Regions from separate parts of the Mus musculus genome. Here all the other regions are linked to region 5. A link is a loop called in an ENCODE intact Hi-C map of the cell type or tissue named here. Cell type or tissue: heart. All regions are shown on one strand.

Region 1 (4,000 bases), 230 kb before region 5:
AACACAGGGGTACAGGGAGCCATCAGTCTGTCCAAGGACACTGTGCCTCCCATCCAAAGCCTGTTCTCAATGCTACGTTTTCCTTTGTCGTCTGCCTGCATGGTCCTGCTGGCCAGATGGCTTTTGTTCTCCAAGTGGCCAACCCCCTCCATTTTTCTGTGGCTTCTGAACACATTGCATAGCTATCAGCTTAAATCCCCTCCAATTGGTTAATCATAGTTTTATAGACCAGCACAGACAGCCTGAGTCCTCTCTCTGTGGTGTTGCAAAGCTAAACTCAGGCGTCAGCTGGGACTTGGTTTTTCGCAAAGCAAGCTTTGGCTTCTCTCCCAGCGCCCTGGCCACTGTCAGAACTCACTTTCTCACAGTTTGGCTCTCAGCTCTCTCCCGGCTAGCCAAATTCCTAATGAACAACCAATCAGAGAAAACTCCACAAGAGTCCTTTTGAGTCTCCAATCTCTTCTGCCAGGAACATTCCAGTCCCTTTAAAGTGTTCAGCTGATTGGGCGAGGCCTGCCTTGGACAAGCTTTAGATTTTTAAGATTGGCAGACCCGGGGATCTTAACCACACCCACAGATTCTCTTCCCAGCAGCCCTCAAGTTCATTGTTTGAACAACGGAGTGGAAGGATGTGTACATTGTGGGCTGTCAATCCACTTTTATTCTGTCACGCTACTTGACCTCCAGGACCCAGCTCAAGTGGTGACTGCTCTCCTCCATCCACAAATCACACACACACACTCCATTTTTCCAGTGGACTATGGTGTTTTTTAAATAAAACACTCCCCCAAACCCGGGTCCATTTTCTGCACCAACCTAGGCTGTTTCTAGAGAGCAGGAGCCTAGACTGGGACATCTGTGTTCCCAGTACCTAGGAGAGCGTCTAGCTTAACACATTCGCTGCTAGAACGATGTGCCAGTTGAGCAAGCTCTCCAGATAAGAGCGTTTCTTTCGGAATCACGTAGGACAATGCTTGCGGGGAAGTGCTAGAAACCTTCAGCGAGGCTGTCTTTGATTCCCCAGGTCTTTGAAGGCAAAGATGAGCTCCAGTTTACTTAAAGCTCCTCTGAGCAGAAGCCTCGGCAACGGTGAGGCGGGTGGACCACTAGGTGTCACTCAAGATTCAATAAAGAGACGCAGGTCCTTAGAAAGCCATTTCTACCTTCCCTGGGGGAGGAAAGTGCTTAGGTGGTCCCCAGCCATTGTTTCTGTTGGTTCACGATCCCTCATTAGCCGCTGTTCTCTCTCTGCGGACGGACGCATTCTGGGTCTAAAATAGGACACCAGGCAGGCACCACGAGAGTTGGAACCTCCCGACTGTCGAATACAGCCTCGCAGTTTTATAGACAGGCAACTGACGTGTGTGTGTGTGTGTGTGTGTGTGTGTGTGTGTGTGTGTGTGTGTGTGGCTTTAGGGTGTGTCTGAGTTCCCTCCTACTCAAAAGTGTCTGAGATCTTTCTCAGGACCAAGACCCCTAGCTCCGGAGCTCTAGAGCCCAAGATGAGGAAGGTAATAGGGAACAAAAAAAGTAATAATCGGCCGTCTTTTTCTTAGAAACGAAGGCCTCAGGAGTGGGGGGACACTGTCTCCTTGGGATCAAGGACTGCAATTAGCCACCGGGCTGAAGGGAAGGGGCTAAGAGAGGGCTTGTGAGGAACAGCTCCTTGGCTTGATCTCTGGTTGAGGTTTTTTTTGTTTTTTGTTTTAAATGGCCCTCTAGAAGTGAAATCTAGGCATAGGGCTCACCAACTGCCAGGTTGTATTTTTCTTCACCCTCGGCAGAGGGCGCCCTTCCCCCGTCTCAGCTCCCTGCTGGGCCAAGGCCTGAGGCCAGCCCGAATCTTTACCCAGCCGTCTTGTGAAGCACCAGGGGCCAGCTGGCTCATTACACTGAGATAATTCCGGACACACTTATGTTTGACCTTGGACGCGGTCTTGAGATGTTCTACCCCTTTGGCCCCTGTGGTTCTAGGGCACATTGCTATCTTAAGTGAATATTGATTTGCCTTTCTTGGTGCTCCTGGGAAATGAGAGGTTACCCCACTGAGAAACCAGTTAAAGAAAGCTTGTTCGGAATGGAGAGTCCTGCCGGGCTTCATACACACACACACACACACACACACACACACACACACAGAGAGAGAGAGAGAGAGAGAGAGAGAGAGAGAGAGAGAGAGAGAGAGAGAGAGAGAGAGAGAAAATCTAATCTATCAATGCAATACATTCTTTTAAAATCTGGGAGCCTCCGGCCCCTCCCCCATTTGATTTGCTCGTTCTTCTTTGCATGAAAAAAAGTCATTCATTCATTCATTTAGTTTTACAACATGTGTTTTTATTAGGCACATTCTGGATGCCAGGGACCTGGCTTGGGAAAGCGGGCTGGCTTGCTGGTTTGGGTGAAGTAACTTGTGGGAAAGGAGATAACTGAAGAGATATTTGTAGGGATAAGAGTGAGCTATGCCTGAGATGACAGCCAGAGAGGAGAGGCAGAATGGGGTGGGGGTGGGGATGACAACAAGCCTTACCTGAACCTCAGCCAGGACTCTTTTCTGCCTCCCCTCCCTCTTGGGTTGCAAACTTAACAAAGGAAGTTGCGAGTTTTTGCTCTCCGCATAGCCCTTCTCTAGGTGAAGCCAGAGGCAGAGTGTGGCTAGACTCTGTTTCCAGCTTTGCACCACACTCCTGGGCTGAGCACCAGCCATTTTGCATGTTGAATTCACATCACTCATTGCCTGTGAGGCTTAACACGCTCTAAAAACAAGATGCCCATCTGGGTGCTGCAGCTGTTTCTCAGTGCTTGCCGAGCAGGTATCAGGATGCAGGTACCAAGGATGCAGGAAGGACCTTAGAGACCAAGGAGGAAGGCTGCTGGCTGAGAGGTGTTACAAAGGGATGATTCTGGGTCTGGGCCTTTAAGAACAGGTGAAATTAAGAATTAGTGTGTTCTGGGGAGACATGAAGAAATGTCTATTGACCCAGATAGGACATCCACGGCAGACCAAAGGAACAATTCTACTGTGGTGAGCCAGTGAATTTATTAGGGCTACTTGGTGACACAAAGGCTTGTGGCACTGCTGAAAAAGCTTATCCCCAAACTGCTAACCACATAATCCCCAGAGCTTTCTGCACAACTCTCCGGTGTGTGTGACCCAGGTTGGCTGGGCTCCAGTCCCATCTCCCCTCCCCCGGCCTCCTACCTCCAGTAAGTGTCACTGCTCGGGTTGGAAAGATGGCTTAGCGCTTAAGAGCACTGACTGTTCTTTTGAAGGTCCTGAGTTCAAATCCCAGCAACCACATGGTGGCTCACAACCATCCGTAATGAGATCTGACTCCCTCTTATGGAGTGTCTGAAGACAGCTACAGTGTACTTACATATAATAAATAAATAAATCTTTTTTAAAAAAAGTGTCACTCCTTATATGGTGTTGGGAAGGGAGGGCCCCTCTTGTGAATTTCCATAGCTTCTTGAAACTCAGAAGTTTTGTTTATTTCCTTAACAAGCCTCTGTTCGAGTTGGGGTGGAGGTGGGCATATGCTTCAGTTCCAAGGAAATATCTACTCAGCAATCAGGACTGGGTCCTGGATAGTTAGAAAGAAAAAAAAAAAGATTAAGACAAGTCCAGTATGCTTGTTAGCCTCACTAAGACAGAGAAGTTTGCCTCCACCATCCATGTTATCTGTAGTCCCAGAGCAGGCAGGTGGGCTCTCTGTGGCCCTGCCTGTGTCATTCTCAGAACAATGAAGGCAGAAGAAGGCAGAGGCTCAGGTCATCACCTCTACCTGCAACTGCAGGCAGAGCTCTGAATAAGGGGTTCAGACCACTGCTCCTCCTGTGCGCTCCTATAGCGGGCAGCGTCTTTCCTGTTGCCTTCGTGGTCTGCCCTGCCGGCCTTGGCCGCCTGCTCTCTGCTCATTTCACGATGGCGGCAGTCTCGTTCCCCTTCTTTAACCAAGCCCTAACTGGACCTTTCCTCACCCATATGCTCTTCCCGCGGCCT
Region 2 (4,000 bases), 180 kb after region 5:
TTAACTGGTTTGGTTTGAGTTTTGCTGTTTGTTTTTCTTTGTTTTCCTCTTGGATGCCACCCAGACACCCCCCCCCCCATCCCAATGTGACTGTCTTTGAGTTTTGAGAGTGAGGGAGTTTGCTTTTAAAATAGCCATTTTTTTCAGTCAAGTGGTTATTTGAGGAATTATGACAACTGTCAACACTCTACACAACCCCCACCCTCAAGGTTGACTATAATCTAAAAGGCTATGGGGGAGGGGGCAGTGCTACTAGGATTGCCGATAATGCAATTTAATAGCAGCTTGAATCCCAAGTTCTAAAACTTGACTCATCCATTGGAACCTGGTTTCATCTGTAATGTTTCTACCTAGAAAACTCAAGTGAGGAGCTAAATGGACCGTTTGGTGCAGGTGGAACGCTTTGAGCCACTAAACTCACAAGCAAGCCAAATATCCCTTTGGGGGCAAGATCTAGATATAGTGTATAGCCACCCTCAGGCAAAGCTAATCCCCTTGCTGGATCACCTTTCAGTGGCAGGAAATTAATTTTGTGGTTCCTAGAACCGGGCTCCCATCTGGTGTCGGGAGGCTGGTACAAAGAAAGGCAGGGGGAGGAGAAACTTTTGCTATGGTTGTGTTTAGTCAGTGTTTCTGAAGTGAATTAATTGGTGACAACACTCTTACACATGAAACAAACCCCTTCCCAATCCCACCCTAGAGTTTCTCAAAGCAGCTAGTTTTCCAGAGCCACATGCCACAGCCGTTGATGTCCCTGGAGACTGGGATGAGTTTGTCACGGCTGGCTTCTTGCTAGTTTCTAAAGGCCCTGGCAGAGAATTGCACACTCCAGAGACCTCTGTTTGGGACTTGAAATTTAACTTTAAAGACACTTAATTAGCAACTTAACACAAGCTGATTTGCTCTCGGTAACAAATGTGTCATTTAAATATTAACTGTTTTCAAGAAAGCCTGGTAAAGGCTGGAGATGTGAAAGATAATAACTTATTTATGTCTGAAATATTGCTAGGACTACCCGCCTTTGAAAACCTTCTAACATGTCCCATGTGAGTACCCCGTCACCAAAAAAGTTCCAGGGGCAGGGATTTACTCCGTGTGTTTGTGCCCATAAACACACAGAACATTCATAAGCCCAGAGGCTTTAATACACTGTTGTTTGTGAGGGCAGAGACAACCTAACCGTCCACTGATGGGGACCAAGCCTGTCAACAAGTGTGTTCATGGGCTGGAATATGTAAAGAGCTGGGATCTGAGTAAGGACATGAAAAGCTATCCAGACCCCAAACAGCAAACCTGAGAAGCAAATTAAAGAGCAGAATGTATGTACGCATGATACTGCTTGTGTGTGCTTTTTAAAAAGTGATTAAAATTAGATGCTTCTATGACATTAGAACATTCTGAAATAGTTTTTTACAAATAGATAAGAGGTCCTAGGGGATGGAGTGGGGAAGGAGGTAGGCAGTCCCGTCCCTCCGTCATAGTGACTTGCTGAACTAGCTAGATATTTTTTTTAACCCCGAGTAGGTTGCTGTCAGAATAACTGAGAAACTAGCTAATAGAAGATTATATTTACTTTGGATTAACAGAAACAAGAGAGGTGCTTTGTTTGCAGACAGTGGCAGCCAGGTTCCCAACTCTGTTTGTAGGAGGTAAACGGTGGGGGCAGAGGGGTGGGTGTAGAAGAAGGTGTTAACCCATTCACTGTAGAGGAAAGCGGCGCCGTGCGCTCAGCGCAATGCGCATTTGGTGACATCTCCTCTGTAGCTGTGGCCTGACATAAGGACCCCACCCCACCCCCTGAGACCCGCAGGGCGCCTGGACGCCAGGAGGAGCTGCCACTCCCAGATGGCTGCAGAAAAAGAACGTCTTCTGCGTCAGCCGTCAGCCGGTGGCACCTCAGCCCTTCCCTCTGCTCAGCCAGGGCGAGCCCCAGACAGCGTAGCCCCCCCTCCTCCCCGCAGAAAGAATGGAGACCGGAGAGGAGATCTCTCTCTCTCTCTCTCTCTCTCTCTCTCTCTCTCTCTCTCTCTCTCTCTCTCTCTCTCTCTCTCACACACACACACACACACACAGCTTTCTCCCTGATTGATCCCTCTCCCTATCCAGTTCCTCGAAATAGCCAAAGCTGGCCCTAGTCCTCACCATGTTTGTAAATCAAGGTCGAATTGCTTCCAGGTTCTACTTGAGTTTTTGTGGGTGCTTTAACCAGACCAAGTTTTCGGTCCTAAGGCCTCATTAACCTACTAATTAAATGGCAAGTCTTTCAGAAGATCTGTAGCTTTTTTTTTTTTTTTTAAAGTTCTTCCAAATCTAAAATATTTACTCCTGGGCTCCCTAGCTGAAGTGTATCTCACGAAGCTGCTTTTTTGTTTTCAATAGTCATTTTGTTCCAAGAGGCTTCAGTGTACTGCCAACAAGTAAAGACTTGCTATCCACCCGCTGGCCTTAGAGAGAAGCCAGGGAGTTTAAAGAAAAAGTAATGCGTGTATCACCAGGTTCCCTCTGTCTGTCTCTGTCTGTCTGTCTGTCTGTCTGTCTGTCTGTCTCTCTCTCTCTCTACCTCTCTCTCTGTTTCATTCCTTTATAATAGCGTCTTAACTCGCATCCAAGATACTTAGGACATAAATGAAGAAAAAGACTGTGATTTGCTCGCCTGAACTGGGAGGCTAACTTTCAACAACAGTCTGTTTCTCCCAACCCGGCTCTTCTTGAAAAAAAACAAAACAAAACAACAACAACAAAAAACAGAATAGAACAGCAAACAGCAATCAGACCTTCAAGACTAACCTGAGTCCTCCCTCTCAGCCAGACTAAGAAATGTTATTAGAAACTTGAGGAAAAGGTACCCCGTTTTTCCTAAGTTGTGGGACTAATCTGGTGTCAGTAGCTAAAGCTGTTATTTTCCTTATTGGAAGAAGTCCAGATACTCAGTTATTTTTGAAGAAAGGCCGTCTAAACAATCCAGGCCGTTGTCCGCCTCTCGGCTTTGGCACTCCCAGGACATGCTGGGAACAGCCCTCGAGACTGAAGTTCCTTTATGTTTTCAGCCACTTGAGAAAAAGTTCTGCCACAAAGTTCTAATGACATGAAGTCCTACAAATCAGCTTGGAAACGTCTAAATGTGTTTTTCCTAGAAAAAAGTGCCAGACATCGATTTTATCTGGCAACCATCAAAATATATCAGACCGCAAAACTATACATTCCTGGACCTCACATGAAGCACGGTGAGGGACCTCAGTGAGCCAATCCCAGAGCTCAGCTACAGTGGCATCTGCAGTTCACAGCCCAGGCAGCCGAGCTGACACTAACCTCTGCTGAGACCCAGGCTCACGACAGCAAAAGAAAACCAAACCAAAGTTTAAAAAAATAAAATAAAATAAAAAAATTTTAAAAGCATAAAAAGCAATGAGCGGGACATTTCTAATCCATCTTTTCTACTTCCAGCTTGAGGTACCATTAAATGCATTCTTTAACTCGTTACACAGAAAACAACACAGAAGCTCACGTGAATACATTATTTATTTGCAACTGCAGCTTCTAAAACTGGTATTGATAAATAATACAGTGACCTCAAAACAGGAACTATCTTTGGAAAGAATAAGTCTTCACACAGTCATTTATTCAGCATCGACTATGAAAAAGTAGAGTTGGGCTACAAACTACGGGGCACTGTCTGCATACCGTTTACACTCCAGCCCAGGAGCAATAGGATGGAGCTTCAAGAGGTGTAGGCCTAAGTTAGACCAGGCTTGTATAGGAAACATGAAGGAAATGGAAGGAAGAGTTCAAGGCCAGCCTTGGTGATGCAGGAAGATCAAAGCCAGCTTGGGCTACATGAGAGTGCCTCAGAAATCATAAAACAAAAGTCAGGACAGACAGACAGACAGGGGGAGAGCCAAGGAGACTGCTTTTCAGTACAGCTTTCCATACTCGACCACTGATGAAAACAAACTACATGTATTGTGTGGGTGAAATTTTTAGAAAAGGTGGCAACAGGGAG
Region 3 (4,000 bases), 110 kb before region 5:
AGTTCAATTGAATAACTCTAGCAATTAGAACTTGAAACAAGAGAACAGTTGGCTCAGCCAACTAATGATCTCTGCTTGGAAGGATTCTAGCAGAGGAGAGGGACTGTGAATATTCAAGAACAAATTCTTGTGTGGGGAGGGATCTAGGACTAACCAATATCCAGGTACCCACCCAGCCTTGAGATTCGGTTACTTTAGAACTCGCCATGCCTTAAGGATGCTTGCTTAGTGCTGTCATACCCAATCTCTCCCGTTTCTCAAGGCAACCAGCCCAAAGGTGATGTCAGCTGAGAAGGTCATTGAGACAAAGGGAAATAGATCAGGGGGATTTATGAGGGAAAGACTACAGTACCAAGCCTGAAACTTCTCTATCAAATGAGAAGCCCTAAAAGCTTCCAGTAAGACACAGCTTTAGAAACGACCATCATCGGGTTAAAGAGGGTCAATGAGATGGACCACATAATAGATTAACAATAAGCTTAGAGAAATTGAAAAAAGAATCCCTAAAATGCCACAGAGTTTTGGCAGTCAATCTTTATAGATGAATGGGAAGGGCAGCCAGGGGTCTCCAAAGGGGACAGTCAGAGAGTAACTAAAGTGAAAGCCAGAACCTTGGCTGTGGCTAGAGTTGAACAATATCTGAATTCTGCAGAAGTTAAATAAACTCTTATGGCAATTCCAGCTGAGTACAGAACAACCCATATTTGAGGAGCACTAAATGATCACACTTGACTTCCATTGGAAAAATATGAACATACTGACTGCCAGCATATCTCTATCAAAAAATCAAAAGATTACAGCAAAAAAGCAGTGCCAACAGCCAGAACAAGGAAGGACTCTATTCCCCATTCAAGTAGCTGAGATAGGATGTGTCTATTATGTAATCCACTAGTAAGAGTAACTGCAAAATGTTTTGTAGTCTCCAGCTGTGGTTGAGCTGTGATATCAAGAGGTCAGCCAGCATGGTTCAGGTTTATATAATTTGGGGGATGGGTTGATAGTGAAGACCAAACGTCCTTGAAGCCAAGAAAGACATCTGGAGCCTCAGGATGCACCACCCAAGAGGCTGGGGAAACTCAGAAAGGTAAAATTACCTCGCCCTACCCCCGGAAACGGAGGCAGAAGTAGCATTTTGAGCATTCTTTAGGTCATCTACTGATGATGGATGCTCACTACGAGTTGTGAATTTTTAAGGTCCCAAATTGAGGGAGAAAACCATGAGAAGGTATGTAAGTGTAGACAGCAGGCTTAATCTATAAATGTATGAGTTTATGTCTTCCAGTTTATGACATCATGTAGTCTACAGTAATGTGGGTCTTAAGTTCTGCATCCTACCCAAATCCCACAATTTGCAAGGCCTCCAGTAAAACTATTATGCAGACTCACTCTTCTCAATTTCATGGCAGAAGGACCGTGTTTCAAAAGGGAGAAAGCCCTTAGTGGTATTAATAAAAATATGCATGATTAAAGTCATCAAGCCTAAACAAGATATTAATACTGCTCCCCTCTCCATGAGGCTCAGGGATCATTGAGGAAGGGTTGGGTGGAGAGACTGTAAGAGCCAGAGACAGTTGGTGACTGCAGTGAAACAGAATTTGGGAAACAGGAGAGGTCAGTTATGCACATGGGCTCCCAGCAGCTATGACAGCATGCATGCATGAGACCCATTCAAATCAAGCCAGACAAGATCACAGTACAAATGGTGGAGAAAGTCACCAAATTCCACCCTTAGGTGAGGAGCTATGGGAATCCATGACTGCTGGAGGCAGGAGAGTCAGTTTGCTTCAGAGATGTGGCCTCTGAGCAACTATCCATGCTCCAGTAGATGGCCCCACACTCATGCTCATAAAACACAGAAGACATAAAACACAGTAGATTTGGTGGTTGAAAAAAAAAAAGCAAATTGAGAGGAAATATTGGGGGGATGGGGTGGATTTAATCATTTACTCTTAAGAATATGTTTTTATTATTTTAGATTGTGTGATGTATGTACATGTAGGCATATGGACATGAATTTGGATGCCTGAGGAGGACAGAGATGTCAGATCCTTTGGAGCTGGAGTCATAAGCAGTTGTGAGCTGCCCTGACTTGGGTGCTGGGAACCAGACTCAGATCTTCTAGAAAAGTAATAAGTGGTCTCAATTCATGAGCCATCTCTCCAACCCCCTATTTTTTTTCATTTTGTATAACATAAAAATTAAATAAAATTTAAAAGAAAGCAAAAAACTAAAGTTATCCAAGACATAGAGTACTTTCAAGAAATTTAAAATGAGAAGCAATTGCCTTATATGTCAGAAAAGAAATGCTCTCATGAGGCCCATGGGTTGAAGAGTCCCAGAGGAGAGGTTTAGGGTAGAGTCCTGCTTGAATCATGTTCAGTATGTGACTCATAAGCAAGTAACTTAACCCTGATCCCAGGTTTTCCATCCCATGAGAGAGAGGAATATCAGGGTACTTTAAAGGCTGCAGTGAGGAGTAAATGAATTGAAAGCCAAGAACTTACCATAGTACTTAGCAAACAGTGGAGGTCTTTTAAGCAACGGTGATTACTTTTGCAACATTACAGGTGCATACAAAGGCACAAACTCTGAAGGGCCAGCTTCCCTTTCTTATTCCCCACAAGAAGACAGACTCACTCCTGTGGGCCATTGACTTCTGGGAAGGCAGGGTTGAGAAGTAGATCTCAAACATTTGAAAGGTAATATTTGCATTAATTCCTTTGATTGTTGCTGGGCTAGAATGCCAGATGAAAGCCAACGACCAAAGGAAGAAAAAGTTGATTCTGGCTCACTGTTTAAGTAGGAGCTTTGTGTCAGCTGGTCACACTGCATCTAAAATCAGAGAGTAGAAACTTTAGTCTCTCCTCTTTTTAAAAAGGATTTTACTTTTAATTGAGAACCCCCCCCCCCACCGTGTTTATGTGTGTGTATGAGAGAGAGAGGGGAGGGGGAAGAAGGAGGGAGAGGGAGGGGGAGGGGGAGAGGGATCAGAGGATTTGGATTCCTTGCAGCTGGACTCACAGGTGGTTGTGAGCAGCCCAATTCTAATTTTAGGACCTACAAGAGCAGTATGTCTTCTTAGCCACCAAGCCAGGTCCACAGCCCAGTGGAGACACTCTCCCTTTCTTACTCAATTCAGGACCCTTAGCTCTGGAGTGGTGCCATCCAAGTTTAGGGTGGTTCTTCTTACTCCAATTAACTCCATCTAGATGCTTCCACACAGACAGACCTAGCAGCTATTCCTGCGGTTGTTGCACACAGGAATGTACACAGATGAGGCAGGTGTTCCTGTGGTTACTCCGCATCCCCTCAAGTTGACAGTCAACATCAGCCATTACGACATCAAAGGAAACTTTGCTCCTGCCCGCCATTCCTTTTCTGGAAATTTTTATAATGTGTAGCACCCCAGCCAGGAAGAAAGATAAATTAAATGCCATTTGGTTTATAATTACATGTAGAATAATAGTTTTCAATCTCTAGGAGATTCCATGTTTACGGTCTCTGGAAGGGAGCTATTACTTAAGGCCAACTTTGTGTATCCATTCTGCAGAATGCAAAACACAGTGGTTTTGACTTTAATTTCCTAATGTACAAAATCATTTAGCTTATTCATTCATTCATTCATTCATTCATGTATAAGAGATATTGATGAGCACTTTCTACAGTAGTATATATAGTAGTATATATACTATATATATATATATATGTCCATATATATATACACACATACACACACAGTAGTATATATACTACTCAACAACAACAACAATAATGAATTGTTGTTCAATAATGTAACAATAATGAATAATTAACATAGTTATGACAGGGTGCTAGATAAACGTTTGTATCTGGACGCAGGCACTGCTAACTCCTCACATTTAGTCCTATAGAATCTCTGCTCATTGCCATGCATTGAGGTTTTATTTGTTTGTTTTAGGTAAGATCTTTGTGTTCTGTCAGAACTGAAATGTTTCTAGACTCATGGTTCATCTCACTCCAG
Region 4 (4,000 bases), 260 kb after region 5:
CACATAACTTAATAAGGTCATCAATCCCAGTTGTGAAGGTTACAGCTTAGTAGGAGAGACAGACATTCATCAAATGACCACACTAGAAGATGCCTAACCGCCCTGCATGGTGGCACATGCCTTCAAACTCAGCACTCGGGAAACAGAGGCCAGCCTGGCCTACACAGTAAGTTCTAGGCCTGCTAGAGCTATGAGACCTCATCTCAAAAACAACGAGGACGATGACGACGACAACAACAAGAAAACGAGGAGGAAGGGGGAGGGGGAGGAGGAGGAGGCAAGCAGCTTAACAATGGGCACGTCAACTGGTTGATGGGTAAAAGTGCTTGCTGTATAAGCCTGATGACCTGAGTTCAGGCCTTGAAACTTAACTCCCCAAGTTTGTCTTCTGTCTTTCACACCACACCAGGGTATGCATGAACACACACACACACATACACACACAGACCAGGAGTCGGGGAACTACCAAACACTTCAGGAGGTATAAGAGATTGCCGTCAAGCCGGCCAAGTTCAATATCCAGATCCCATGTGGTAGAAAGAGAGAATTGAACACCCTCTTCATACATTGAATAAATGTTTACAACAACAACAACCACAAAAGATGAAAAGCAAGCCTACTGGCAGGAACCAAGTCCTCAGCTGACGTCTCCCCATGGTCCAGCTTCACTTTCCTACAGTCCTGTGATCCTCCTCCAACAGACTCCCATTGCTGGACTCTACTGTGGATGGATGGGCTTCTTGGCCCTGGAAATCAAGAGTCTTAACTAATGGGTTCTCTTACCTCTGCTGACTGGGACTAGAGTTGTTAGCTTCTTAGGAAGGCAGGAGTTTGTGGGACCAAAAGAAGGAGTCACAAAACCCTTAGCCCTTGTGAGGAGGCAATTCAGAGGCACAGTGCTTGCCTGACATGTATAAAGAAAGCCCTGAGATCAGTCCCCAACAGAACACACACACACACACACACACACACACACACACACACACACACGGAGAGACAGACAGACAGACAAACATATACACAGACAGACACATGTGGAGAGACGAGAGACAAACAAACACACACCATTTAAAATTAAAAACAAAAAAGAAAGTACAAGGGCTGGAGAGATGGCTCAGTAGTCAAGAGCACTGGCTGCTCTCCCAGGGGACCTGAGTTCAATTCCCAGCACCACATGTCAGTCAGTTCCCAGCTGTCTGTAACTACAGTCCCAGGAGATACAAGGGCACCAGACACCCACATGTTACTAAGACACACCTGCAACGAAAGCATCCATACACATTAAAAGAAAAATCTTTAAAAAAAAACATATTTTCTAACAAAAAGAAATCTGATGTCTTTAAATATACATAAAAGATTTATTTTTATATATGAAAGTACAAAAACAGTTAACAATGTTATCTTTGAGTAAGTCAAGGTTTTCTACCTAAACTTAATTAAAAAAAATGATAGTGAAAAACATCCACAGTTGGGAATGTCATTAGAAAAATATAAGTAGCACGGCCGATATTTAGCAAGTAGCACTGATCTTAAGGATGTTTGAGTTGGCCAGCTAGAAAGCAGATCTTCTCACAACCAGCTGTTGTATAAATACTTAATGATAGACGAGTAGAACGACTTCCGGCAATGACATTATCAAACCACCCTTTCTCAAGTAGCAATGTTCAAATTCTCTGCCATTCTGGCATTTCAAAGTCACAACCACAGGGTAAGCGGTTCAGGCTGAATGCTGTGTCACAGTGCCCTCTGGCGGTTTCGTCGAGAATGTGTTCCGCAGGTTAAGGCAACACAGCCTCTCCGGCTCTTCCTAGGGCTGCTTTTAAAGTAGCATCCCTCACATGTAATTGTAAATGGCCACTAAAACCTGTAAGTGGTTTTTCATAGAAGGGTAGTGAGGAAGGTAATAGTTTTGTCTCAGCCATGGAAGAGATAGGAAGATACAGAGGAAGTAAGACTGTGATGGGTTACTATTTGTTTAGAAAACTCAAAATCAGCAACACATGAAAGACATAATTCGGAGCCGGGCGTGGTGGCGCACGCCTTTAATCCCAGCACACAGGAGACAGAGGCAGACGGATTTCTGAGTTCAAGGCCAACCTGGTCTACAGAGTGAGTTCCAGGATAGCCAGGGCTACACAGAGAAACCCTGTCTCGAAAAAAAAAAACAAAAACAAACAAACAAACAAAAAAAGACATAATTCAGGAACTACATTAATCTATATTTTCAATACATTAAAGTCTAATTTGCTAAAGTACTCACACAGGACTGCGTTTGGCCTTCTAGAGTTCCACATTGGTCAACTCTGGACTCACAGAAACACTTTTTAATTATTTAATTTTACTTACAAGCCTTGTTCTTTCATGCTCATAACTTATCTTGATCTTTGTAAAACTTTTATTATAAGTCAATATAATTTTTTTCAATAGAAATAGCTTTGTTCAGATAAGTCAATATAAATTTTTTTCAATATAAATAGCTTTGTTCGGTATAAATTTGAAAAAGACTAATAGTGTTTTAAAGTTAGGAGCAAAGTTGGTATATCTGACAAGCTTGTATCAGACTTACTTTCTTTGATGCAATAAAAAAAAGAGAGAGAACCTAAGTGCTCCCATTGGGCAAGAGGTTCACATTACTGTCAATTATTGCTAACCTTCTTCTCTTTTGTTCACTATTCTGTTTTTGTCAGTCTAAGTTTTATTCCAAAAAGTTATGTATTAAGATTAAGATGTTTATAAAGATGTCCATCATTACAATAAAGCACCCAACTGGACAGACAAGGATCCGATTCAGTATTAATGGCCTAATTCCCTGATGGGCAACTTAAAAAAGAAAAAACAAGAAAACCTTTCCGGAGTGAAAGGCCAGGACGGCTTCTAACAGAATTGGTGCCTCTCGGGAGTTATAAAATCCACGATTTTGTCTATTTCTCCTTTCCATTCCCTCTCCTTCTCCTGCTGAGATTTCCCTTCTACCTCTTCTTGGTTTTTGGTCAACTGTTCCACTTCCTTTGCCTGAGGACCATGCTCACGGCCATTCCATTCTCTCCTTAGGGTGGCCATTTCTACTTCTTCAGCTGACAGTTTACCAACATCTATTGTCTTATTTTTTTATCATCTTGACAGCTAGAGCGAATGTCGACTTCAGAGTCCTTTCTCCTGCGTTGTAGTCTGGTTTCAACACTGACACAGCTCGGGCACTGCTGTCTCCAATGCTCATGCGCTTGGGTCACTCTTAACAGACCTGAAAGCCATGGTGCTTACCCCAGCCAATACACAGCAAGGAAACAGCAACCGGACACTTCCCTCCAAACTGCGCATGCGCCTCTGTGATAGCACAGTGCTGTAAACAACTGCGCACGTGGAATTGGCTCCTGTTACTGGAATAAATACCTCTGAGCAATGAATTAGTCAGGACCTTAGCATCAGGTGTTGTGCCTGCCACGCTGCAAGCCATGTCCTCATTAAGTTTATCAACTTTCCAGAAAACAAACAAACAAACAAACAAAAAACCCCAACCGACTCCATCAAGAAGCTTGTGGCTGTTACACCTCTTCTACTGCAAGCAAAACTCCATCATTGGCTAGAATTCCCAAACAGGTGCCTGCATGTCCAATGGCTTCCACAGCATATTCTACTTGGTATTACTAAGAGACCTTCTGGGAAAAGTACTGTGGTCCTGGAGTCATATCTTCAAGACACAGCTTCTGAACTTGATGTAATTCCGGAAGAAGGCATTGAGGGTGCAGAGCCAAGCCGCTCTGCTCAGCTGGAAAATCAACTTATTAGCTATTCTTTACATTGCACTTGGCTTCCTGACTGTCCAGTTGCATCGCCTTCACTATGCACATTTGGTTAGGCATCGATTTTGAAAAAGAAATTATCTTCACTCAATTTTATAACATTCAGACAAACGTTTTAACATTAGTGTGATAGAACATTTACCAACTCTCTGGAAGGGCCTGCTGCCAAGTCTGATGATACATGGGCGTCTGGAGAGCTG
Region 5 (4,000 bases):
GCAGCCTTCCAGACCTTCAACCATAAACAGAACTCATTCATTTGTTCATGCATGTAATAAATATTCGTCTCCTGAGTGTGCTATATTCTAGGCACCACAGACAATGGCACGGAACAAGACCCACCCTTCTGGGTTTATAGGCAAGGAGCAGAAACCTAGATACCTAATAATGAAGCATCCGCTTTAATGACTTAAACAAACAACTGCCCCATAACTGGATAGGCATCTCACATATATTAACTTCTAACCGTTTTATAGAAAATATTGCTACTGGAGTCACTAAAACAGCAATTGCTACAACTACTAACCTTGGAATTCTTAGTGGACATTGTAAAAATTGCTAGTGTGTAACTTTAAACTCCCCTAAGAGACAATATCAATGGTGGGCAACTTTTTACTACTTAACTCATTTCTACTATTTAACTCTTCAAACTAGTCATTGCAGGTGTTAGCTGGAATTCTCGGGTGTAAATGATTTAACACAGAAAGCAGTGAGATGTGAATCCTTCCCATAGAGAGGTCCAGCCAAGGCCATGGTATGAAATAGGGAGGAGCCTCCAGCATCCTCTCGCCTCCTTTCTGCAAGTTTCTCTTTCCTTTTCTCCCCATGATTTCTAAGGCCCAGGTCCCTGAATTCTGTATTTTATCTTGAGTGACACCAGGCTACCCCCCTTGAGTCTTTCACTGTGACACCAGGCTACCCCTCCGGCAGTCCGTTCTTCAAATAGGAACTATTCTCTAAGCTTTTCCAGGGAAGCATAGAGTGAGAAATGTTTTGAAAAACTGTGCCAACTTACATGTGGTTAGCAGCATCTTAGGATTCTCATGAGTATTTCTAATCTAAAATTAAACTTCTTATCAGAATCTCAAACTATTACAAATTAACGCAGAGAAACAAAGATAAGTGAAGAAATTCAACCAGTCTGAGTGAAAGTCTCATTTGTTTCTGAAGTTAGCCTTGAGACAGAAAAAACTACCAGCATTACTTTCCTCTCTCTTTCTATTTTGAAATAACATAATATTAATTTTTATTATTAATATAAAATAACAATAGAATTACAAGAAAATACTATAGTCTAATAAATGTATTCATTGAATATCACCTCACATACTTATAGTTTTGTGGTGTTAACATTTGAAGTCTGTTCTCTGAAGTTTTAAAATAAATGTTGCATTGTTAACTATTAAACACCATGCTGTGTCCTCTTGTCTCTCAGAAACTTTGTATCGTTGGACCAGTATCTTCCCAGCATAGCCCTCTTCCTGGCCCCCAGTATCCACCATTCTACTCTGGCTTCTATGATCTCTATTTCACATATTAGCGGAATCATGAGACAGTCATCTTTCTGTGCCTGGCTTACATCTCTTAACAATGTGTGTATGTGCATCCTTTATCCATTCATCTGACAGTCTCTAAAGTCAGTTTCATCTCTTGGCTATTCAGAATGACACTGTGAATGCAGACATCTGCTCAACCCACCTATTTCATTTCCCAATAGTGGGGCCACATTGTTTTAGTTTTCGGAGGATTTCCATATTAGTTTCCATAACGACGAAAATCTATTCATATAACATTGTATTTTATAAGTCCTCTCCAAAAAGTTCCTATGGTAGCTGGGATCCCCATGTTTGAATAAAGACAGAGATGGGGGAGGAGGAGGAGGAGGAGGAGGAGGAGGAGGAAGTGGCGGAAGAGGAAAGCTATGATCAGTTATTTGTAGGACTAGTGAGGGTGTGTGCATGAATGTACATAGAATGTATTCAATGCTTTTTATTTGAGGAGCTGCTGATAATAATTACTGTTAATTGACCTCTTTCCATTCAGGATATCATTCTTATCATAAGAAATTCACTTCTAGCCAAAATTTGGAACCTAAGAGCCAATATGGTCAGGGTAAAGTTAAAGATAGTGACTAAGCCTGACAAACCACATTGCTTTTTCAAACTTCAAGTACTTTGATTTTTTTCTGGCACAAGTATCTCTTGACTAAAAGACAGTTGGTGAACTAAACCACAGATTTCATTTTTCTGAATAACTAGAAAAAGAATGGGTGAAGCCCTCACTATTTCCAAAGAAGCAGAGACTCGAAGTCAGGATATGGTAGCATGAAATTCCAGATGAGCCAAAGTGAACCCCCACACAGTATTTAGGCCACGCCTGGCGGAGCTGTACTTCGAGCTGACCTCTTTGCTTCTGGGAGATGAGGAGGAGACAGGAGTGCCATTGGTTCCTGGGAGGGATCCTGCGCACTGTCTAACCAGAGGAGCTCTACAGGAGCCGCAGTCGTAAAGTGTTCCTCAAATGGGCTACAACTCTGTGGCCTTGGGTCAGCTTCCACAACATCCTTCGCTCGGGCAGCATCCATCTCCAGCTGCTTATGACTCTTCAAAGAAAACTCCAGTAGAGGGCAGAGCCACAGAGCGGTGGGGGAGACAGGAAGCGGCGCAGGCTCAGGCTCAGGGTGTTCCTTCCAAACAGTTCCGACTACTTTTATTTACTGTAAGATCTCTACTTAGAAAGCCCCACACGGGATTTGTGAAAGAGATAACAATAACAACAACAACGACGACGACAACGACAATATAATAACTTGGACTATCTTGGCTTTGTCTTTCTACAGTATTATTTTCTATAAACATCTCTCCTACAAAATTCCTTCCTGTCTAGAATGCTGAAGATACAGAGTTTTAGCCAAGTTCACCGAGGCATCTGACATAATGTGGGCAATCCAATGCTGTTTTCCAGCTGGGAGCTAGCAAGGACACGAGGTAATCCACGGAGCTCCTCTGACCAGCTCAGGCTGGCCTCTCAGTCTCCCTCCTCCCTCCCACCGACCTCCATCCTTATCCCTAGGAACTGGTGGTATACTTTAAAGTTTAAAACCTTTTTTTTTTAAAGTAAAATGTGTACTTGATATTTTAATTTTGGCTGTGTGCCTTAGTCATTTTCTATAATTTCCCAAGCCAATCAGTTCTTTCTGTCTCAAATTACCAACAAGTAACCGGCCTCACCCATTTTCCAATTCTTTCTGACTAGCGTAGGGCCTGCTGTATCGAGGCTGCGCACACTCAGTGAGTCTGGGGAAAGCAGTGCTGGCCTTGGCCTGAGCAGGCACCTCGCACTTTCTAGCTGACTCTAGTGACAAGCCAGCGACTCTGAAAACAAATGACCACGCCAGGCATTGCTCAGCTTCGGCTTGGAGGGAACACGCAGCTTCCTGGAAAAGTACTGAGGCACTTCTGGGAAGAAAGGACACTCTCTGTTGACACAGGGATTGGACAACAGGGGCTGGGTAGAAAAATAAAAAGGAATGGCCACCGTGGTCTCTGACATACAAGGAAGCCACAGAAGGAAGGAGTGGAGAGCCGTGGCCTCCGCTGTGAAGGGAGGCTGCAGGAAAGCGAGTCTTCAGTCTCATGGGGTCAATGACAAGGCCCAGTTCCCATGGTTCTCAGTGTCCTCACATGTCCTGCCTCCTCTGACTCCACACACGATGCTGAGAGTAAAACAATGTCCTTATTTTCTCAGGTTGCCGTCAGTGTGACGAGACACAGTGAGGAGGAAAGGCCCGTTTCACCTTTCGGTTCTCAGGATACTTTCATCACTGAGGGAAGCCAGGGCAGGGACTCTAGGTAGGAACCTAGAGGCAGGAACTGAAGCAGAGGTCAGAAAGGAATCCGGCTTACTGGCTTGCCCAGGACCACCTGCCCAGGGGTGTCACCACCCATAGTCACCTGGGCCCTCCCACATCAACCATTAATCAAGAAAATGACCCACGGACTTTCCCACAGGTTAATCTGATAGAGGCATTTTCTCTTTCTTTCTTTCTTTCTTTCTTTCTTTCTTTCTTCTTCTTCTTTTTTTTTTTTTTTTTTTTTTGGGTTTCTCGAGACAGGGTTTCTCGAGACAGGGTTTCTCTGTATAGCCCTGGCTGTCCTGGAACTCACTTTGTAGACCAGGCTGGCCTTAAACTCAGAAATCCTCCTGCCTTTGCCTCCC
Region 6 (4,000 bases), 55 kb before region 5:
AGTCTTCCCAAAAAAATCATTGTGGAATCGAATCAAACCCATATTTAAGATTTTAATTTTAATGTATACAGTCATCTGGTGTTATGCACAGGGAATTGGTTCTAGTGCCTTCCCTGCAGGTACCAGAATATGTGAACGCACAAGCTCCTTACAGGGATTGGATAGTATTTGCAAATAATGCACACACATGCTCCCTGGTATACTGTCACATCAAGACCACTGTTAGTAACCAATGCAATGTGAGCGTTATGTCGACAGCTATTTTACTATTGTGTGTTGGGGATAGTGGTAGGGATTACATCAGTCCTGAACAATCTCCAATACTTTCTGTTCTTGGTTATTTGAGTTCTTTAATGTGGAATCCATAGTTATGGGATGTCTATAACCACCAGTTGCTCTTCACTGAAGGCTATACAGTGATATATTCCTCAATAGTATATGAAATTGCCCATTTTAAAAAATGTTTTAACTGTACATATTATTACTCTCTTAAATCTTTACCATGAAACAGAAATGTGGATTATCGTAACTTCTTTTGTTCTTCTCAATTTTGATAACGAGCAACCCTAGACTGCAGCTGAACTCTGTGAAGGCATAATGGCCACTCCTTAGGAACTCGGCATATAGGCACATTGATGACTTAAGGAGTGTCCCCCCTTGAACCTGATGACACCTAACCTATTTTTGTCCTGCTTCAAAACTAAAGACACAAAGATGAGAGTGACCGAGGTGTCTTACCATCAGCCTTTCCCATGGTCTGGCTCTGTGCCCCACAAAACCCAGACACTGTCCCAAACCTACCTTGGGTTTTAGAAACAGACTTTTGAAGACAGATCAGCCGGTGATGAGATTACCCCCAAGCAGAAACAAACCCTTCGAGAAAAACAAGTGGTCCCTTATTATACAATAAGGACTTCTTCCAACCACCTTGCAGAAGCAAGCCTGAGACAGTGATTAACCATATCACACCCTGACCAAAAGTGCTTGATTAGGCACCTCTCTTTCCCAATGCCCTAATTCTTCCTCTGCTTGAACCTAAAATTCACATCAGTACTTGGGATAAACTCGGGGGTCAATGATTGAACTTCCTCTCTGCCCTTCAGCTGCCATACTGAACCCAGTCTGTGAGGACTTGGGGAACTGGGAATTTTATCGTAAAACACCAGTAACAGCAGCAGATGAATAAAGCAACCAACCGAGCCAGCAAGATGGAAGTCAGACCAAGATGAGAGATCCAGAGTCCAGACCCACAGCCTGTGACCCCCCTCACTGAGAAACTCTCCTTAATGTGTTCTCATAGCTTGCTTCCTTATAAAGATTCATTTATTTTTATTTTACATGTGTGGGTGTTTCACCTGCATGTATGTATATATGTCACGTGTATGCAGTACCCTAGAGACCAGAAGATGACAATTGGATCTCCTGAACCTGGAGCTACAGATAGTTTCTGATGCTGTGTGGGTGCTGGGAATTGAACCCAGGTCCTCTAGAAGAGCAACCAGTGCTCTTAACCACTGAGCCATCTCTCCTCTCTAGCCTACGTAGTTTGCTTCTTATCATTTACTATAGTTATGAATTTAAAGAAGATTAAAAGCTCTATGAGGGTAGGGCCTATTTTGTTTGTTTGTTTGTTCTCCAGCTATGGTAGCCTCCGTCTAAGTATACCTATCGTGGTGCACTGGAGACACTAGGAAAACTTGTTTGCTAAATAACTAAGTGAGCCAGCCAAGAGCAAGGAAGTCTGTGGTAACAGGTGAAGTATTTTTCAAAGCCATTTCAAGAGTTAAAAAGAAGAATCAGTGGGGGAAGGGGGGGGTATGAGATGCTTAGAGTTCAGAACCTGCTCCTACAAAATGTGACTGTCGGGCGCTGGTATATGTCACGCCCAACATGCCTCTACGGTGTAAGGAATATTTTGAACTGGTTATTGGTACAGGAGAAGCTGATGACAGAACGGAAGAAAGCCTTTTTATAGAGGAATCTCCATCTCAAAAGGAAATCTTCCTTTGCTAAGGTGTCTCCTCTCAGCGCCAAGAGGAATGGCTGACTCTACGCAACTAGAAACGCAGCCCAACAGGGAAGGCATGAAGCGGAAGCACACAGAAAATGTTAATCATGTTTGCTGAGCATTTCCTGAGTATCCTGCCAGGATTCCGCAGAGCCTTGCCCCTCACCCCCCTCTCTGTTCTAGGAACGGATGGGATTTCAGCCTGAACTTACTCTTTCTTACTCTCTGTTTCCTATTACCCAGGCACTCATGCTGTTAAACATTGGGTTCCTGATCTCTTGTTGGTCTCTTTTGCTATAAGGAACCATCCTGACTGAGAACGATGAAAGGGTGGGGAGACTGCAAAACATTCCATTCATCTTTCCTCCCCCACCATGCTGACAGTCTGGCCATGGGATTCCCTTCTATGTTCCAAGTCTCTCTTGTGCCTGGAAATCCCACCCATGCATGTTAGTGCCTGATGTGCTCACTGTAAGTTTACAGCTGTAAACTCCGGGTCTCTCACTGTGAGAAGGCTCATTCTACTGATTCCTGAGGAAGCTGGGGACTTGAGAAACAGCTTGACAGGAGAGAAAGGAGCTTTTACCAGCAGCAAGCCAGCAAGCTGAAGCTGATAGATTCCTTCCTGTCCAGAACAAACCATCCTCCCTAACAACTGTAAGTGAGGAACTTGCACATCAAATTTAACACAGCACTCTTTAGCTACAGATGGCTAGGTAAATGCCGGAGCAATCTTGACTCCTACAGTGGTCCACTTCTTTGATGCTCATTCTGGCGTTATCTGAAAAAAATCACTGATATTCTGGGTTCTGTGCAGGAAGATTGCTGATTGAAAGACTTGATGACCTGCTGGGTTTTTCTGTTCCTTGTTCCTGGTAGAGATGACTCTGGCATTTAACATCATAAGCATTTCTTTGGAATTTACAATGTCAGGAAAAAGAGGGGGGAAACAAAGAGGCCAGTCTGCATGCAACAACTTGCAAAGGGCAGCTTGACCTGTCCGGTGGCTTGGGAAACACTCGGGCCCTACAGCATCAGGAGCGGGCATCCCCATTGGAAAGTTGTTTACAGAGCTGGGAAGAGAATTGTCTGGCTTTTACTTGGGAACCCAAACTTTCTAGCCAAGAGCAACCTTAGATAATCTTTGCTGGAGTTAACAAATCCACATGACAGGCCATGTCCCAATCCTGTTGGTGGCTACATCAGATTAGCTGTGTGGAAAGCAGAGTGTGGTGACAGGAGGTAAAGGGCAGGAGGAGTATGTCTCCAAGAGTAGAGGACGCTAATGACATTTCATCTTGGGAATAGCTTTGACTTGGGCTTCACGGGCACCGAAGAGGGGATCTGGGGTGGAGATCGAGAGCGAGAAGGGTTCCTTACAGATTGCCACAAGGAGCTCATGTTCTGTGTGGCTGGCAAAAGTGAGGCAGCTGTGTCTTCCCTGTAATAGCAGGGAAAGGGAAAATTAAACCACATACACACACATATATATACATATACATATACATATACATATACATATACATATACATATACATATACATATATGTATATCAGTATCACCAGGAGTGGGATGTAAGATCCACCTGTTACAGAGCAAGTCTCTATCTCAGCCCCTTACTTTTTCCATCCCCTCTCGTGCAACTCCTCCTGGGCATCAGTTTCTCCAGCCTGCAAAATAAGTAAGGTAAACAAGGCTCACCCTGTGGTCCCTAAGAACATCAGATGATTAAACTATAGCTGAAGTCCTAGGCTGGAAACATTACAAGTCACATCCAGCTACCTGTCCCAAAGAAAAGCCGGCAGAGTTGATGGGAAAAGGTATAGGAGGTGGCTGGGGAGGTAGACTAGTGGATACAGTGCTTGCCATACAAGTATGAAGACCAGAGTTCAAATCTCCAGGGTTAATGGAAATGCTAGTCCGTTGTCATGGCTTGCCTACAACCCCAGTGCTTGGAAGGCATGAGGGATCCTCAGAGCAAGCTGCCCAGC
Region 7 (4,000 bases), 85 kb after region 5:
TTGGGACCTGAAAATGAAGGTGCTTCTTGTTGTTGTTGTTGTTGTTGTTGGAGTTTGGGGATTTTGTTTCATTTTGTTTCTTTGGTTGATTTTTGTTTGTTTGTTTTTGAGAGACAGAGACTGGAAACTAAAGAGAAAAGGAAAAGGAAACAGAAAAGGGAGGGATGAAAGGAAGGAGGGAGGGAGAGAGGGAGGGAAAGAGGGAGGGAGGGAGGGAGGGAGGGAGGGAGGGAGGGAGGGAGGGAGGGAGGTAGTAACTGCACGTGAAAAGACATGGTGTTGTTACATCAGAAAGAAAAAGCTGATAAATGTCTCTCTTCCAAAACAGCCCTGCTGGGCTCGACTGGGGAACTGGATCATCAACACGGGAAGCTAGGGCCTTCAAAGCCACTAGAAAGTGTGGTTACCATTCCCAAAAGACCAAGGCACTGGGGTTTGATTAAACAGCTGCTCTCCTTGGGGTACAGGGAGTATCACTCCCCCTTTCTGCTGTCTTCTCTCTTGTCTCCTCTCTCTTCTAGAATGACTCCAGAGGCAACATAGGACCATGAGAACAGAAGTCATGTCGTAAAGACGGCAAAGTCCATGAACAGGAGCCTGGGGACAACAGACTCTGTGTGTGTATGTGTGTGTGTGTGTGCGTGTGTGTGTGTGTGTGTGTGTGTGTGTGTGTGTGTGTACTGTGTGTAGAACTCACTAGCGCTTTGTTTTCCTTTGCCTCTTGTTTTGTTTTCTCTCCCAGACAGAGTCTCATTATCTCACTCTGCCTGACCTAGAACTTGCTATGTAGACCAGGCTGGCCTTGAACTCACAGGGATTCTATCTGCCTTTGCCTCTGGAGTCATAGGGCTAAAGGTAGAAGCCGTGACACCTGTCTCACTGTTATTTCTTTGTAGCCCTCTCTGTAAGCTGTTTGGAAATTTACATCCAGGGGCTAGAGATGTGGCTCAGTGCTATGGCATCTGTGAGACTCTGGGTTCAATCCCCAGCACCATAAAAAAAAAAAAAAAAAGGAAAGGAAAGACACTAATCCACAAATTCCCAGGCCTCTTTCCACATAGCAACCTCTTGAAGGAGAAAGGCTCTCGCTCCATTCAGTTTCTGATGTCATCTTTTTGATGCCTTTTAGAGCCCACAGCACTGTCCATGTTAACCAGTCCATAGGAAGCAGAGAACCCAACTCAGGTGCACCTCAAAATAAAAGGCAAAACCCGCACAATGACCAGCTCGGGTTGCAGAAGAGATGCTCAACTTTGCTTAGGATCACTTGTTAGGACTTCTTGAGATTTGGTAATTAATGGTTTCCTTCCAAAGAGATGAGAACAAAGCCAAGATGGACGGTTGGGTGGGAATGTATAAAGTACCCGATGGACAGGAACAAAAAGCAAGGCTTCATGGGGCAGACCTTGCATAACTCTTTGTGTGGTTAGTACTTAAACCCCAATGTTACCTCACAGCCCAGTACTTCAAGACCTGGAGACTAAACTGGGTGCACCCTGAAACCAGATCCTCGTGTGAGTGAGCAGAGCACAAAGGCACTATCAGTTAGCGTTACCCAATGCTCTCTCTCCTCTTCTGCACGCAAGAGAAAAGAAAGAAAAGGCTCAATGGGTCTGGTATGACAAATCTCCTCTGGCGAAACCCAGTTCAAAAGAAGTGGCAGAGATAATGACGGGCTCCACAGGGACTGTTTACCTCAGGAAAGTCCCTCTAGGCTTTCCTCCCAAACAATTAACTCTGAGCACCTGCTCTAACCCAGCACTGAGACTCCAGCAGAGGAGTCACAGGCTTCCTGGCTTTTCTCACTGGAGCATTTGGAATTGTGTGGCCCCAAGAGCTCTGTTGCAGCTGCTTAACTCCACTGCTGTGGTGTGAGGGCAGCCAGAGACAGCATGTTAACAAATAGAGCATTGCATGTTCCAGTAAAACTTTACTTCTGCACGCTGGGTTTGAACTGCCATGACAAACTGTTTTCCGTCTTTTTGGCCACTTAAAATTGGACTTGGAGGTGCAGCTCGGTCGCAGAGATTTTGGCTAGCGTGTGCAAAGCCTGGGTTTGTTCCTCTGCACCTTCACGAAAGAAAAAAAAAAAAGGAAGTATAAACCATTCTTAGAAGTCAGGTTACAAGTACACAGCTGTAACCTCAGCACTCAGGAGGCTGAAACAGGCAGATCATGAATGGGAAGCCAGCCTCTGCCACAGAGTGAAAGTATCAGACACACACATATATACATGGACACACACACATATACACATACATATACACACATACATATACACACTTACAACATACATAACACACACATATACAACACACACATATACAACACATACAACACACATATATATACATATACACTTATACAACACACAAACATACACAATACACATATATACTCACATATACACATACATATATACATATACACACATACACACTTACACAACACACAAACACCCACAACACAACACAACACACACATACATACATACACATACATACATATACATATATACACACACACATTTGTATATAAATGTACACGTACACAATCTATTCTTACGTCATAGGTCACACAAGACAGGATAACTGAAGCCACAAGTTCCCAACTTCTACACTCTATATTCCATGGCAAGGCAGCAACAATACAAAAGAAATCAGGCGGCAGGCAATAGTTTTGTTACCACCTGGCCCTCTGCCTCCTACAGTGCACTAAATAAGCGTTTCTTTCTATTGAAGACTTGATTTCATTTTAAAACTGTGCGCCTCCTAAAAGAGGCAGAGATAGAAAACTGCAGACTGTCCAAATGGAAGGCTGAGAGAGTGGTGCAGAGCAGAAGGCAGCAGCAAGAACCCCCACCATCTCTGTATATCTCCATGAACCAAACGAAGGGTCAAGAGAGAACTAAGCTAACAACCAGCCCAGCAGGTGGGCTAGAGATTAACCTAGAAGAGAGATGTGGACCAGGGCAGAGGCACAGAATTTAGTAAATATATTAGTTTCTTCTGCACACCTGGACCAAGGACTTGATAGGAACCACTTACAGGAGGTTACAGGATTTCTTTTAGCTCATGGTTTGGAGGATTCGGTCACAAGTCAGTTGGCTTCGTGAGATTAAGCCAAATGGAAACAGAGCATGGGACAGAAAAGGCTGGTCGCATCATGGTGGACAGGAAAGTGAGCAGAAGTAACTTCAAGGCATGCATGCCCTCCCAGGAACCAACCCTACCTACCTTATCTCGTAAAGGTCCCCAAACCCCCCAAATAGTGTGGCGTGCCTGGGAGCCAGTGTTGACCACACTGACGTGTGGGGAACTCGCCATCTTCTTAATCTGGTTTCTGTTACTGTAATAAACACCACGACCAAAAGTCTCGGGGAGGGGAAAGGGTTTATTTGGCTTACATTTCTACACCAGGGTTCATGGACAGAAGCCAAGGCAGGAGCTCAAGCAGGGCAGGAACCCGGTGGCAGGAGTGAGAGCAGAGGCCATGGGGGAGGGCTGCTTCCTGGCTTGTTCCCCAGGGCTTGCTCAGCCTGCTTTCTCGTAGAACCCAGGACCATGTGCCCTGGAATGGCCCCACACACAGTATACTGAGACCTCCCACATCAATCACTAATCTAGACATGCCCACAGGCCAGTCTGAGGGAGACAAGCCCTTGGCTGGGGTCCTTTCTTCCTCAGGTGACTCTAAACTGACAAAAACTGACTTGCGCAAACCTGTACCAAAGTTCAAGCCACTATGTACAGAATATTATTTTGTTCAGCCAGAAAAGATGGCTCTTGGATTAGAGAGCCGCTGGGCTCTGTGGGAGAGGTGGCTTTCATTTTGTCTGCTTGGACACTGAGCCTGGGAACATCAGTGCAGAGGGGACCAATCCTGAAGGCTTCAGACTTTCACTCTTCAAGTTTCCCTCATTTGAATAAAGATTTGGCCCTAGACAAAGATGGGTTCCAAAGGGTCTAATCACAGGTCTATTCCTGTATTTAATGGGGAC

The links. Hi-C counts contacts between places; a loop is a spot of excess contacts. Peaks named below come from ENCODE experiments on the same cell type or tissue, not always from the same donor. Only the 100,000 strongest peaks of a DNase experiment are listed, where the experiment ranks them.
Region 1: a loop joins it to region 5, with 3 times the contacts of the local background. A loop is called at or near these places in 2 of 42 quality-filtered maps.
Region 2: it touches region 5 in a loop (1.8-fold over the local background); 2 of 42 quality-filtered maps call a loop at or near these places.
Region 3: it touches region 5 in a loop (2.1-fold over the local background); 4 of 42 quality-filtered maps call a loop at or near these places.
Region 4: it touches region 5 in a loop (7-fold over the local background); 3 of 42 quality-filtered maps call a loop at or near these places.
Region 6: a loop joins it to region 5, with 1.8 times the contacts of the local background. A loop is called at or near these places in 2 of 42 quality-filtered maps.
Region 7: it touches region 5 in a loop (1.8-fold over the local background); 4 of 42 quality-filtered maps call a loop at or near these places.

Annotation. Positions count from the first base shown.
Region 1 is chr10:94,990,541-94,994,540 of GRCm38, forward strand. No RefSeq gene overlaps it. Among named protein-coding and RNA genes, the nearest start is that of Gm40744, 31 kb to the left of the region's middle. In heart, CTCF peaks have their summits at 1,108 (motif pointing right) and 1,785; DNase peaks (open chromatin) are centred at 451, 1,131 and 1,791; H3K4me3 peaks cover 1,586 bases; H3K27ac peaks cover 1,559 bases.
Region 2 is chr10:95,396,898-95,400,897 of GRCm38, forward strand. It overlaps a transcript of Socs2 not described here. Among named protein-coding and RNA genes, the nearest start is that of Gm33230, 15 kb to the right of the region's middle. In heart, a CTCF peak has its summit at 1,823; DNase peaks (open chromatin) are centred at 1,824 and 2,984; H3K4me3 peaks cover 920 bases; H3K27ac peaks cover 439 bases; H3K27me3 peaks cover 281 bases.
Region 3 is chr10:95,102,214-95,106,213 of GRCm38, forward strand. No RefSeq gene overlaps it. Among named protein-coding and RNA genes, the nearest start is that of Gm29684, 42 kb to the right of the region's middle. In heart, a CTCF peak has its summit at 1,822 (motif pointing right); a DNase peak (open chromatin) is centred at 968.
Region 4 is chr10:95,474,421-95,478,420 of GRCm38, forward strand. It overlaps the pseudogene Gm3619. Among named protein-coding and RNA genes, the nearest start is that of Mrpl42, 26 kb to the right of the region's middle. In heart, CTCF peaks have their summits at 1,746 (motif pointing left) and 1,948; a DNase peak (open chromatin) is centred at 1,721; H3K27me3 peaks cover 371 bases.
Region 5 is chr10:95,215,741-95,219,740 of GRCm38, forward strand. The region is part of intron 2 of Cradd (CASP2 and RIPK1 domain containing adaptor with death domain); the gene reads right to left. Among named protein-coding and RNA genes, the nearest start is that of Gm29684, 72 kb to the left of the region's middle. In heart, a CTCF peak has its summit at 2,403 (motif pointing right); DNase peaks (open chromatin) are centred at 2,401 and 3,151; H3K27ac peaks cover 306 bases; H3K27me3 peaks cover 532 bases.
Region 6 is chr10:95,160,725-95,164,724 of GRCm38, forward strand. No RefSeq gene overlaps it. Among named protein-coding and RNA genes, the nearest start is that of Gm29684, 17 kb to the left of the region's middle. In heart, no CTCF peak of the experiment used is centred here; no DNase peak of the experiment used is centred here; H3K27ac peaks cover 651 bases.
Region 7 is chr10:95,300,864-95,304,863 of GRCm38, forward strand. All of the region lies in intron 2 of Cradd (CASP2 and RIPK1 domain containing adaptor with death domain), which reads right to left. Among named protein-coding and RNA genes, the nearest start is that of Cradd, 21 kb to the right of the region's middle. In heart, no CTCF peak of the experiment used is centred here; no DNase peak of the experiment used is centred here; H3K27ac peaks cover 427 bases.